2 separate regions of the Homo sapiens genome follow, and region 1 is linked to region 2. A link is a contact called in ENCODE Hi-C or POLR2A ChIA-PET data. All regions are on one chromosome and are shown on one strand. Each heading gives the region's core, a stretch centred on a gene start or an enhancer-like site at or near the end of the contact. The rest is flanking DNA. Distances are from core to core; before and after follow the strand shown.

Region 1 (6,439 bases), core at 1,444-3,943, 4.1 Mb after region 2:
TATTCGTACACTCCCTCCCCTTTTGAAAATCACTAATAAAAACTCGCTGGTTTTGCGGCTTGGGGGACATCATGGAACCTGCCGACATGTGATGTCTCCCCCGGACACCCAGCTTTAAAATTTCTCTCTTTTGTACTCTGTCCCTTTATTTCTCGGACCAGCCAACACTTAAGGAAAATAGAGAAGAACCTACGTGAAATGTCGGGGGTGAATTTTGCCTGATAGTAAAGGTTCCCAAGTTGGCTGACTGGGGCCTTAGCTTCTCAAAAGGGGAAGACCATGAGACTGGGATGCCCATGACCTAGCCATGGTTCCTCCTTCCTGATGTCAAGGAAACCAAACTATTAATCAAGTTTATTTAGTAAATATAGAATCAAAACAAAGTATCAGGCCAGGCACACTGGCTCCTGCCTGTAATCCCAGCACTTTAGGAGGCCAAGGCAGGGGGACTGCTTTAAGCAGTTGAGGCTGCAGTAAGCCATGATCATGCCACTGCATTCCAGCCAGTCTGGGTGACAGAGTGAGACCTTGTCTATATATATATATATATACACATACATATATATATACATATATACACAAATACACACACACACATATATACACACACTCATATACATATATATATATATACACACACATACACATATATATATCAGGTACACCTAGCATTTCCTCCCTCAGAGTTTTTCTGAGTTTTCTGGTGGGCACATGCCCTGCCCCACAGTGGACTCCTTCCTACCCTCTGTCAGCCAGAATGCTGCCTCCCCAGAGGCCTTCTCTGACCACCCCATCTGAAGGAGCCTGGCCCTTTCACATCACCCTGTTTACCTCCTTTTTGGCACCTCTCACAATCTGTCATTATCCTTTTTTTTTTTTTTTTGAGACATAGTCTTGCTCTGTCGCCCAGGCTGGAGTGCAATGGCGCCATCTTGGCTCACTGCAGTCTCCTCTTCCCGGGTTCAAATAATTATTGTGCCTCGGCCTCCCGAGTAGCTGGGACTACAGGCACACGCCACCACGCCCAGCTAATTTTTGTATTTTTAGTAGAGACAGGGTTTCACCATATTGGCCAGGCTGGTCTCGAACTCCTGACCTCGGGTGATCCGCCCACCTCAGCCTCCCAAAGTGCTGGGATTACAGGCATAAGCCACAGCGCCCAGCCTCATTATCTTATTATTTGTTTAGTGGCTCTCTCTCCCGCTGGCCTTCAACTCCACAAGGGCAGTGACCCTGACTGTCAGGGACATAAACCAGCAGTCCATGGGCATGCATATTTTTGTTTGGCTTGCAGTGTTGTATCAAAAATTCAATTTATTCCTGTAATCCCAGCACTTTGGAAGGCCGAGGCAGGCAGATCACCTGAGGTCAGGAGTTCAAGACCAGCCTGGCCAACATGGTGAAAACCCATCTCTACTAAAAATATTTTTAAAAAACTAGCCGGGCGTGGTGGTGGATGCCTGTAACCCCAACTACTCGGGAGGCTGAGGCAGAAGAATTGCTTGAACCCAGGAGACGGAGGTTACAGTGAGCCGACACAGTGCCACTGCACTCCAGCCTCGGCGACAAAGTGAGACTCTGTCTCAAAAAAAAAATCAATTTATTGGCAATATTTAAAAATCAAGAGATTTTATGTAAACACCTGGATTTCCTGGCACTCTTGAAAAAGATCTAGCACAATGGGCTGGAGGTGAGCGGCCACTGCAGCCCGTAGTTCTTACTCCAGCCCCCAGTCCACCCCATTACATCACACTTGGCTGTTTGCACTCCTTGATCCTACTTACCTGCCTATCCCCGGAGGCCTTTGAGTCTAAAATTCCTGGTCTCTTTTCACCACTCTACTTACCCCTACAACTGAGTGTTGAAATAAATAAACTGAAAGCAAGAAAGGTTGACTGTTTTGAAGGAAATATTTCATCTAAACTCTAGGAAGGCTCTACTCCACACAAGCTGTGCCACATGAAGGACGCCCTCTGGTGCCAGAATTATTCTCGGGGGGGCCCAGAACCAGTTACTATACCTTGAACTCATGCCAATGAGCTGGGCACACTTTTTCCTTAGATGGATTAATCTAATCTAAATGAAAATTTTAGATCGGATTAACCCACTTTAGAATAAATCTAAATGGCAATCTAAATTATGCGGTTACCGTTTTGATTATATTATTGTATGTTGATTAATCAAAGTGCCGCCCTAAATCCCGCTGTGACTCCGTGGGTAGTAGGGTGGGTAGGTAGGTGGGTTTGACACAACGGGGATTTCTCGTGTTTGGGAGGCTCATCATCTAAATCCTCTCTAAGGAGTGTTCATTTACCATATGAAACTCCCCTTTTCGAGAAGACAGGGATGCAACAGGGTCAAGAAGGTGGAACGTACCAAAGGACACAGTGCGTAGGCGCGCTCGAAACCTGGGCCGGTATTCTCGGCACCCAGACACCGTCCACTCGCACTGCGCAGGCTCCGAGACAGATCAAGCTTTCCCTCCCCCTCCCAGCTCTCCTAGAGTCAAGAGGACGCCCTCCTGCCGCAGACTTCCTGCGCAAGCGCCATCCCATGTCCCCGCCTCCAAACCAATTGGAAGCGGCGCCGCCTGGGCGCTTGGGGCACGACGCTGTGGGTGGGGTCAGGACGTGAGGGCAGCGCGCTGGCGTCAGAGGCGCGGCTATATAACTAAACACAGGCACCGCCCCTCTGCCCCAGTCACTGAGCCGCCGCCGAGGATTCAGCAGCCTCCCCCTTGAGCCCCCTCGCTTCCCGACGTTCCGTTCCCCCCTGCCCGCCTTCTCCCGCCACCGCCGCCGCCGCCTTCCGCAGGCCGTTTCCACCGAGGAAAAGGAATCGTATCGTATGTCCGCTATCCAGAACCTCCACTCTTTCGGTAAGCTATGGGAAAGGTCGCGGGCCCGGGTGGGGCAGCGGGGCCTTCCGGGCCCGGAGACGTGTTCCGGGAAGTTGCCAAGCGCTCCGGGCCTTCGTAAGCTCGGGCAGGGGAAACTTGACCAGGGTCGCAGGGCAGCGGGATCAAGGCCTGGGCCCCGGGGTCGGACCCTGAGCGCGACCGGAAGGAGCAGGCGGTAGGTCAGCCCTTGGGCGGGCCCGGCGTCTCAGTGGCGCATTTACTAATGGCTCCTGGGCCTCCTCGGGCCACACCCGCCCCTCCCGTCACCATTGCGTCACGTCCGTTACGTCACCACCCGTTGTCACGGATCCGGAGGGAAAGGCGGTGCCAGCCCTAAGTGGCAAGCGGGTGCACCAATGGGGGTGGGAGGCTTAGCCCCGCCTCGGGAGCTCGGGTTCCGGCGGGTTGCATCAGCTGGGTGGGGCACCGCCTGGCAGCCCGGACTCCCCCGACATGTGATCGGCTTCCCAGGGAGGGCGGGAGGCCCGGGCGTTCCCCGAGCCTGGGGAAGCTGGCCGTCCCGGACTGACCTGCTCGGGGAGAGCCAGCAAAGGACACATTCGGCCTGGCCCAAGCCCTGACGATTTCAGTGTTGTTTTCTGCACGCGCAAAACACCTGGGGACCGAGGGGATGGCAGTGGCATCCTATCTTTGACAGCTCTGAACGAGCTTAACCTTTTTTTTCAGACCCCTTTGCTGATGCAAGTAAGGGTGATGACCTGCTTCCTGCTGGCACTGAGGATTATATCCATATAAGAATTCAACAGAGAAACGGCAGGAAGACCCTTACTACTGTCCAAGGGATCGCTGATGATTACGATAAAAAGAAACTAGTGAAGGCGTTTAAGAAAGTAGGTCTTCAGTGAGATTTTGGGAAAGTCATAATGGATTTGTCCACAAGGGGGTGCCAGCTGTGTTGTATGTATTGTTAGCGGAAGGGGTGATAAATGCGTTCATGCTCTTGCTAGGCCTAATTCGTTTTCCTTTGTGCTTGCAGAAGTTTGCCTGCAATGGTACTGTAATTGAGCATCCGGAATATGGAGAAGTAATTCAGCTACAGGGTGACCAACGCAAGAACATATGCCAGTTCCTCGTAGAGGTGAGTTCAGTCACTACTTGATTTGTGCCTCTCTGCTGGCAAATCTCAGATCCTGTCTGTTAGCTTCTGCTGGGGACATAAAAGTTGGCTTTGTAAGGCTGAGCAAAACCTCAGTTGGGTTTTAAAGTACATAGACTTATTTCTGTTTTATAGGAAAAAGCAGAAGGGACTTGTCTACCTTTGGTTTACTGTTTCTGTGGATCTACTTCACAGATGCAAATTTGAATAGCATATAGATGCATTGTAAAATAAGCCAAATGCTGGGTTGTTCCTGTATTTGTAAGGACATGAGTTTTTAAAAATGAATTTCCTGAGTATTAATACTAAAATACTGTTACATGATCAGCTCTTGATATAATTGAAGAGATTTCAGATACCTGATGAGTCTCATTCTCACACTAATTCAGAACCTTGGAAGGCACTGAGTGTTCAAAAAAGGTAGCTCTTAACTGAGGACCCTCTGTTGAACCATTGTGCGCACCCCTGGCTCTTGGGCAGTGTAGTAGCAGGAAGACAGGGTTGTTGCCATTAGAAATGGAGGCTTTAACTCTCCCTGTCCCCCATTTAAAACTTTGCCCTTTTGTCTTTTCAGATTGGACTGGCTAAGGACGATCAGCTGAAGGTTCATGGGTTTTAAGTGCTTGTGGCTCACTGAAGCTTAAGTGAGGATTTCCTTGCAATGAGTAGAATTTCCCTTCTCTCCCTTGTCACAGGTTTAAAAACCTCACAGCTTGTATAATGTAACCATTTGGGGTCCGCTTTTAACTTGGACTAGTGTAACTCCTTCATGCAATAAACTGAAAAGAGCCATGCTGTCTAGTCTTGAAGTCCCTCATTTAAACAGAGGTCAAGCAATAGGCGCCTGGCAGTGTCAAGCCTGAAACCAAGCAATACCGTCATGTTTCAGCCAAGCCCAGAGCCCTAAGATTACAAACAACTATGGCCGGAACCTCCTCAGCTCTCCCTCTGCAGAGTTCCCTACCCTAAGAGAATGTTACCACCTGAACAGTCCTCGGTGAATCTGAGAGGAGAGGATGGGGTAAGGCAGAAGCACCAGCTGTACTACTAGAAGGGAGCTTTTGGTGGTAGATCCCCTGGTGTCTCCAACCTGACTAGGTGGACAGAGCTCAAAGAGGCCCTCTTACCGCTAGCGAGGTGATAGGACATCTGGCTTGCCACAAAGGTCTGTTCGACCAGACATATCCTAGCTAAGGGATGTCCAAACATCAGAATGTGAGGCCAACCTTCTATCAGAGTTAAACTTTTGACAAGGGAACAAATCTCAAACTGATCCATCAGTCATGTAGCTAGCTGTAGAGCTTGCAACTTAATAGCAGCAGCTGCCCAATGCCATGTGAAGTAACAAACTGGTTTTTGGTTTTTTTTTCCCCTTCAGTTTTAATGTTATGTGTAATGTATTTAAACCCTTATTTAAATAAAACTTGTTTTCAGAAATACCTGACTTGCAGATTATTTATATATAGTCGATCTTGTGCATATAAAGGAACCATAGAAATGGGCAGTGGAGGATTCGTCCACACCCACAGCTTCTCAACGGGCCTGAATTTGGCCAAGAAAAACCTTTATGAGCTTGTCCCTCTCTGGTCAACTGGTTTTTTGTTCGTTTGTTTTTTGAGACAGGTTTGCCCTTGTTGCCCAGGCTGGAGTGCAGTGGCACAATCTCGGCTCACTGCAACCTCCACCTCAGGTTCAAGCAATTGTCGTGCCTCAGCCTCCCTAGTAGCTGGGATTACAGGCACCATGCCCAGCTAACTTTTGTATTTTTAGTAGAGACAGGGTTTCTCCATGTTGGCCAGGCTGGTCTTGAACACCTGGCCTCAAGTGATCTGCCTGTCTTGGCCTCCCAAAGTGCTGGGATTACAGGCATGAGCCACCATGCCCAGCAGGTCAACTGTTTTTGCAAGCATTTAGCCAGAGTCATGCTGTGCTGTTAATCAGTGTCCTGGAGAATGGGTTGCTTGGAAATCTTGGCGCCCCCTCAGTAGTAACAGCCTTGGTTTAAGGGCGCAGAGTGGAGAGTAAATGCAAGGGCTATAACAAGGGCATTCATGCTGTGGGTTAAGATCCACAAATCGCTAGGAATGTGTATACTCTGGGTAGTAAGTTTGTAGTATTAGAAGGTTTAATGACAAGTATTTGAAGAGCTGAAGTTAAGTGTTGGGAGGCCATCCCTTATGAAGGACAATGAATGGCAAGTAAAAGACCAAGTTCTGTTCCTGGGTCCATTAATTTAGTTAAAAAGGCAAAGTTCTTTCAGCACACATATCTGCATGCAGTCACGTGCTGCCTAAGGATGCTTCATTCAACAATGAGCCTCACAGCCGTGCTACACAATAAGATTATAATACTGTATTTTTACTGTACCTTTTAACATTGTGTTACAATGGCCTACAAGAAGCTTGTGTGGATGGCTTTGAATG
Region 2 (7,096 bases), core at 4,396-6,895:
AGATTTAGCATACTTTTGAAAAGCCCTGAGATTTTCATAGTGGTCAGTGAGTATTGGTTTAATTTAAAGTTACCTGCTGCATTAGGCCCTAACAAGACAGTCAGCCTGTCCTTTGGTGCCAGACATTGACTTCTCCTCTCTAGCTAGGAAAGTCTTAGATGGCATCTTCACCTGCATTGAAAATCTGGCCAGGTATGGTGGCTCATGCCTGTAATTCCAGCACTTTGGGAGGCCGAGGTGGGTGGATTACCTGAGGTCAGGAGTATGTGACCAGCCTGGCCAACATGGTGAAACCCTATTTCTACTAAAAATATAAAATTAGCCTGGCGTGGTGGTGCGTGCCTGTAATCTCAGCTACTGGGGAGGCTGAGGCAGAAGAACCACTTGAACCCGGGAGGCGAAGGTTACATTGAGGCGAGATCACGCCACTGCACTCCAGCCTGGGTGACAGAGTGAGACTCTGTCTATAAAAAAAAAAAAAAAAGAAAATCTATTGTTTAGCGTAGCCACCTTCATCAATGATCTTAGCTCTTCTGAATAACTTGCTAAAGCTTCTACATCAGCACTTGCTGCTTCACCTTGTACTTTTTTGTTATGGAGATAGCTTCTTTGCTTAAACCTCATAAACTGACCTGTTAGCTTCCAACTTTTCTTCTGCAGCTTCCTCACCTATTTCTCAGCCTTCAGCCTTTACAGAATTGAAGAGACTAAGGATCTTGCTTCAAATTAGGCTTTGGCTTAAGGGAATGTTAAGGGTGGTTTAATCTTCTATCCAGACCACTCACCCTTTTTCAATATCAGCAATAAAGCTGTTTTACTTTCTTAACATTTGTGTTTCCTGGAATAGGACTTTTAATTTCCTTCAAGAACTTTTCCTCTGCATTCACAACTTAGTTAACTGGTGTAAGAGGCCTCGCTTTTGACCTACCTCAGCTTTCAACACTTAATGACTAAGCTTTATCATTTCTAGCTTCGGATTTAAAGGGAGAGATGGGCGACTCTTCCTTTCACTTGAACACTTAGAGGCCACTGTAGGGTTAATCAGCCTAATTTCAATACTGTTATGTCTCAGGGAATATGGAGGCCCTTGGAGAGGAAGACCGGGGAACAGCTGGTAGGTAGAGCAGTCAGACTGCACAAAACATTTATCAATTACGTTTGCTGTCTTATACGAGCTGGGTTTGTGGTGCTCCAAAACAATTACACTAGTAACATCAAAGATCACTGATCACAGATCACCATAACAAATAATAATAATGAAAGAGTTTGAAATATTGTGAGAATTACCAAAATGTGACAGAGACATGAAGTGAACACAGGCTGTGGAAAAATTGCGCGGATAAACTTGCTCAATGCAGAGTTGCCACAAACCTTCAATTTATAAAAAACACTGTATCTGCTAACTGCAATGAGGTATGCCTGTATTCAGTTTTTAAAGACATTACTCATATGCTAAAATTGATACATTCAGGAGCAATGAATACATTTAAGTAATCAAGCTGTCAAGATTTTTAAAAATCAGGCTTAAACATTTAAATTAGTCATATGGCCTAGAGGCTCAAAAGAATTGGAAACTCGTGTATATTTTCTTTCTTCCAGCTTTGCCATAAAGTAACTGTGAAGCTCTGTGCAATCTCCTTTACCCCCTGTCTGGTTTCCCCTCTGTCAAATGAGGACGTAGAATCAAGGCTGCTAAAGTCTCAGCTAAGACAATCACATAGACATGAATACATAAACAGATGTATAAAGGTTACTTTGAAAATGAAATAAAAACAAAATACTGTCAAACATGACTTTCTCTAGTAAGAATTTAGCAAATCGAACTGCTTAGTGACCTATGAAAAATTCATATTTTTCTCTGAAATGTTTAGACAACTAATAACAACATGCTTAAAGATTGGTTAGATAAGCAGTTAAGGCATTAATAAGACAGTAAAAGCTTGGCAAAAAACTGGGCAGGAAGGTGACCAACAATTTAATTTCAAAGGTAAAACCACTAATTCTTATATTACTGACATCTCGGTATGAAAGCAGAGCTCTGTCACTTACCTATCTCATCCGTCCCTCCTTTTCAGTTACCTTTGCTACTAACCTAGATTTGACACTAGGCTTCACTTCTTAGGCCTAAACTCCTACATAAAGACTTCCTAATGGATCTCCCCACCTCCAGACTCTGGTTTCTAATTCATCTGATGCAGCACAAGTGAGAGACATCTTTCTAAATGATGGACCATTACGCAATAATTAAATGGTCCTTTAGCAAGACGCACCCCTGAAGTTAAAACTATGAAATGATTTCCCTGAAACTGAATTTCCTTAGTTTAAACTCAAGGCCCTCTCTAGTTTGGGCACAACTCTACTTTGCAGTTTTATCTCACAAAACTCTTCTCTGCCACTCAGAGCCACAGTCATCTGGCACTGCAGGTACATCGTTTCCTTAGTGTTGACTAGGCCTTCCCATCTCTGTGACGATCTCTTGACCGCTTCCTCTTCCTCTAACTCTGTGGGCCAAATGAAATACCACTTCTTTGCCTTTGATATAGCTGAAATCCACAAATATTTACAGAATGTTTTTTATGTGCAAAAATGTGCTAGAAGCAGTGAAAGAAGAAAAGATGAGGAAGCCCTCTAAAAGCTTGTAAAAGATCAGGAAAAAATAGACAAGTTCACAGATGATAACATCCCAGAAGAACGTGACCTCTTTGTTCCACTTTACTTTGTACCACAGTTATTTTGTACATTCTCCAAGGATGGGGACCATGTTTTGATGTCTTTTTAATTCATTACAGCATCAAGAACAGTACCTTACCCATGTAAGCATTCAATGACTACAGACTAATCCAGATCTTTCAACTCTTTTTTTTTTCTGCCTTGATTAAAGAAAAAAAAAATTTATACTTCTCATCTCTTGGGCAAATTTTGCCCTTTATACAACTCTACCATTTATTCTAAAGTAGCTCATCCAGGACACCAATCAAAAGTAGGGTAATATTAAATTTGGAAAACGTTATTGTGTTTTGCTTAGCCTCTTAGAATATAGAGAAGTATCTAAACAATACAGTCAGTTATAGTTCATGGATTTTCTCCATTAAAGGTGTAGAGAAGTTGCCTGTTTTTTTTCTTCAAATATACTTAGGTTGCCATAATGTTAAGTTTCCTTATAAAATAATTTCAGGGAGGGTGGGTGGCAAAAAGAAAATTAAAAAGGAAATAAAATAACTTCAGCCTTTACACCATTACTCTCTAAAAAAAATAATATTCCTTTTTCTATTGAGGATACAGCTTCTCAGCCTCAGAAAGTTGCCAATATATGTAACATATGTACCATACATTTTTCAAGGTAAGAATCATTTTAACCACTTCTTTCTCTCCTGTATATCGTTTACAGTTTTAGAATGCAGATGTTGCTACATTTACAAAGGGGGGAAATTTTAAAATCATTCTAATTTCTATCAAAATTCAACCCATATTTATTTTAAAAATTTGTGTCCATGGACCAATGATACTCAAATACTGCAAACTAAAGGGAATAATGCACTTGAATTTCTGAACCTGAGGTCCTCCCCATCCAAAAACATTTTTTAAGTAAATAAAAATTTGGGCCTAGATATCAATTCTTCTAAGTTTACATTTTCCCAGAACTTGGTGCCATGATTAATCATATACTTGATCAAATTAATACCATCCAGGGACATTTTAGAAACTGTAATCACATATAGGAAATAAATAGAGGATGCCGGGCGTGGTGACTCAAGCCTGTAATTCTAGAACTTTGGGAGGCCAAGGTGGGCGGATCACTTGAGGCCAGGAGTTTGAGACCAGCCTGGCTAACATGGTGAAACCCCGTCTCTACTAAAAATACAGAAATTAGCTGGGCGTGGTGGCGCACGCCTGTAATCCCAGCTACTTGGGAGGCTGAGGCAGAAGAATCGCTTGAACCCGGGAGGTCGAGGTTGCAGTGAGCCGACATCGTGCCACTGCACTCTAGCCTGGGTGACAGAACGAGACTCTGTCTCAATCGATCAATCAACAAAATTAGCCGGGCATGGTGGCGCGCACCTGTAATCCCAGCTGCTCCGAGGCTGAGGCAAGAGAATCGCTTGGACCCAGGAGGCAGAGGTTGCAGCGGGTCGAGATCACGCCGCCGCACTCTGGCCTGGGCAACAGAGCAAGACTTCCTCTCAAAAAAAAAAAAAAAAAAAAAAAAACAAGACAAAAGAAAAAGAAAAAACAAATAGAAGGGAATTATTACATATGTTTCTTCTCCAGCCAGAAACTGGCTTACACGAAGTATTTATTTTTTAAAAAACCCTCTAATGAAACAACGGAGAGAACAAAAGAGAAAGCAAAAAGTTTAAAAATCTAAAGTTAAAGATGTGCAGAGGAAATGAAAAATGGGGTTACACACAGGTGGTTTATTGAACAGCCACTGCTCGTTTCCTGACAAGCACCTGCAAGAGGTGATAACTTTAAGGTCCTTACACTTTTGTAGTGTTCACGACTCCGAAATTGAAACACTGCATATAAAAAAAAAACCTAACACTTCGTTTTCCAAAGACAATTTAGGATACTGAAGATGCAAAGCTACTTTTACCTCCAAATGTGTGTGCTGTTGTGTGTTGGTTAGTAAAACAAAATCAGACTAGGTCATTATAGAAGTGGAGTGAAAACTTCCTAGAATAAAATATTTCCTTAAATGATAACGAATCTGTCAGCTTGTAAAACGTACATCTCCCTTACCATTCTGGGTATAAGAACCACGGCAGTTCTTGGCTGAAATGTGGCAGAGGGCAGATTTGTTTAAGGGCTGAGTCTGGAAGCTTTGTTCTAATAAATGCGCAACTGCTGTTTAACAGTGCACTTTCTTTGTTTTTAAATGCCTTTTTAAAAAGAAGACAGACAAGTCTTAAGAGTTAGTGTACAAGACAAGAACTCTATCTCAAGACCATTACTAATTCAGAGGTCTTTAGATGTTCCTGCTGTTTGTCGCGGGTTAAGGAAATAAAGAGGACAGGACACTCTAAAAGGGGAAGAGACAAATAGTCCACACACACACCCCCCTTGGAAACAGTCCTCCAGCTTTGTGAACAGATTTTTAAAGCCCTCCCTCCAACATATCCGGTTAAGTCTAGAAAGCCCAAGGAAAGGGAAGACCCTGGTCGCTTCAGAGGCAGCTAGGACTAGGAGCGGAGTCGCGGTTCCTGATTTGCCCCGCCCCCCCCCACCCCAAGAGGACCCTCATCTTCTCTCCCCTCCCACACTGGGCGCGCGCTCGCTCCCCGCTCGATTCCAGGCGGCCGGCGCCCCCAACTGATCCCGGAACACCAGCGTCCAGCACCTGGGCTCCACACGCCCCTTTCGGCCTGGGTCCCTGGGGGATGACCCTCCTCCCGCAGCCCAGTTCCAAGGAAAAGGATCAGGGCTGGAGAAAACTGCCATAACTGCCAAGCGCCCCTCGCCGCCCCCGCGGAGGCCAGCGGGCTCCCGCCCGGCTCTTCACACCTACCCGCCTCCCCCGGCGGACCCCGCGCCAGCTCCCGCGGCCCCGCCGCCACCAGAACCAGCTCCTGGCCGCAGCGCCATCTTGCTCCCGACCTGCCGCTGCCTTCGCCGCCGCCACCTTATCAGCAGCTGTCAGCTGAACACAGCCACTTCCGGGTCAAACACCAGGCCCCACCTCGCCGCGGACCGGGCGATGGGGCGGGGCCTCGCGCCCACGTGACTCCCCCGGCCCTCGGGGAGGCGTGGCGCGCCCACGGCACGTGACCCGGCGCCGCAGGGGTCCCCCAGATTCAATTCTAGCTCTCGGGCTGGTGGGGCGGTCGCGGGCGCCTCTCCAAGGGAGCTGATTCATTGTCTGGTAGGCCCTCTGCAGGGCCCAGCTGGCGGCCCAGTGGCAAAGCGCCGTTGGTCCTCCGTTTGAAAACCATGATCGCGGTTAGTGGAAAGAGTAGGCTGAGTCCTGATTTTTAAACTATACGGTGGGTACACTGGTGTTCTTTTATTGTTACTCTTTACACACAAAGAACAGATAGGTCCTGAAGGGCCCTTTGATAGTCTCGCAGCACTGATGAGTGATCAGCTCTCCCCTCTTTCTCTGGAACTCGGTAGCTTCATGTTGGCACCTATCACAGACGCTGAAGGCATTTAAATTTTATTTTAAATCAACCAAGAGCCCAAAAACCCAACCCATATTTCGAAAAAACTCCAAGGTGTACTACTCTTGTTTGGTTCTGCCATCCTGCCACCTTACAGTCCTTTTGTTTTTCCTATTCTTGCAGGCAAGTGCAAAACAGTGGTTTTTGGAAGGCAATTCATAATTACTCTGAAGCTATTTCGGCATATTTTTTACTGATTTTTTTTTTTTTTGAGACAGGGTCTTGCTCTGTTGTCCAGGCTGGAGTGCAGTGGCATGATCATGGCTCACAGCAGCCTCAGCCTCCCTGGCTCAAGCGATCCTCTCGCCTCAGCCTCCTGAGTAGCTGGGACCACAGGCATGCACCACCACACCGGGCCAATTTTTTTTTTTTTTTTTTTTTTTTTTTTTGTAGAGATAGGATCTATGTTGCCCAGGCTAGTTTCAAACTGCTAGGCTCAAGCTATGCTCCCACCTCGGCCTCCAAGTGCCAGGGTGTGAGCCACATGCCTGGGCTGTGATTTTTTTTTTTCTTTTAATCAAACTACTGTCTGGAAGTAAAACATGAAAGTTGAGTAATTTTCTCAAGCACGTAGTTTGCTTGCTAACAAGTAATGGATTAATTAGCTTTACGTTTTCACTCTTGTCTCAAGGTTTTTACTGGGTAATAATTTGTAATAAGTTATTAGGCACAAACCACTGGTCAGGAACTGTACACGCATTTTAAAAAATCCTCAGTATCCTTAGGAGTTACAATTGGCATCTTACAGATGAGAAAATCAAGGTTAGAAACAGTTACTGTCATTTGTCCAGATCATACAGCTACAAGCAATGAGGATCAGGATTCAAATCCAGGCCAGTTTGACTCTAAAGTCCTTGCTCATTTCACCAGAGCCAGCTATTCAATTTTTATGTTTTTTCTTTTGCTGTAACTGCCTGTTCACTAATTTCACTCCTTCC

The links. Hi-C counts contacts between places; a loop is a spot of excess contacts on that map. ChIA-PET counts read pairs that join two places held with the same protein, here RNA polymerase II (POLR2A). Pooled maps may share reads with other maps.
Region 1: a loop to region 2 is called in a pooled map, with 10 times the contacts of the local background. The contact joins the promoter of EIF1 here to the promoter of SYNRG in region 2. A Hi-C loop is called at or near these places in 6 of 50 pooled maps. POLR2A ChIA-PET finds 5 or more read pairs at or near these places in 2 of 52 experiments (OCI-LY7 and T-cell).

The regions. Positions count from the first base shown.
Region 1 is chr17:41,686,192-41,692,630 of GRCh38, forward strand. It overlaps EIF1 (eukaryotic translation initiation factor 1), which reads left to right and starts at 2,694. Exons shown (of 4, transcript NM_005801.4): 1 at 2,694-2,878; 2 at 3,587-3,750; 3 at 3,897-3,998; 4 at 4,591-6,439. The coding sequence starts at 2,848. The coding sequence ends at 4,635. RefSeq lists enhancers at 2,395-3,303, 3,289-3,378, 3,304-4,212 and a silencer at 2,519-2,908.
Region 2 is chr17:37,603,773-37,610,868 of GRCh38, forward strand. It overlaps SYNRG (synergin gamma), which reads right to left and starts at 5,646. Exons shown (of 22, transcript NM_007247.6): 1 at 5,507-5,646. The coding sequence starts at 5,583. DDX52 (DExD-box helicase 52) reads right to left here. Exons shown (of 15, transcript NM_007010.5): 15 at 5,967-7,096.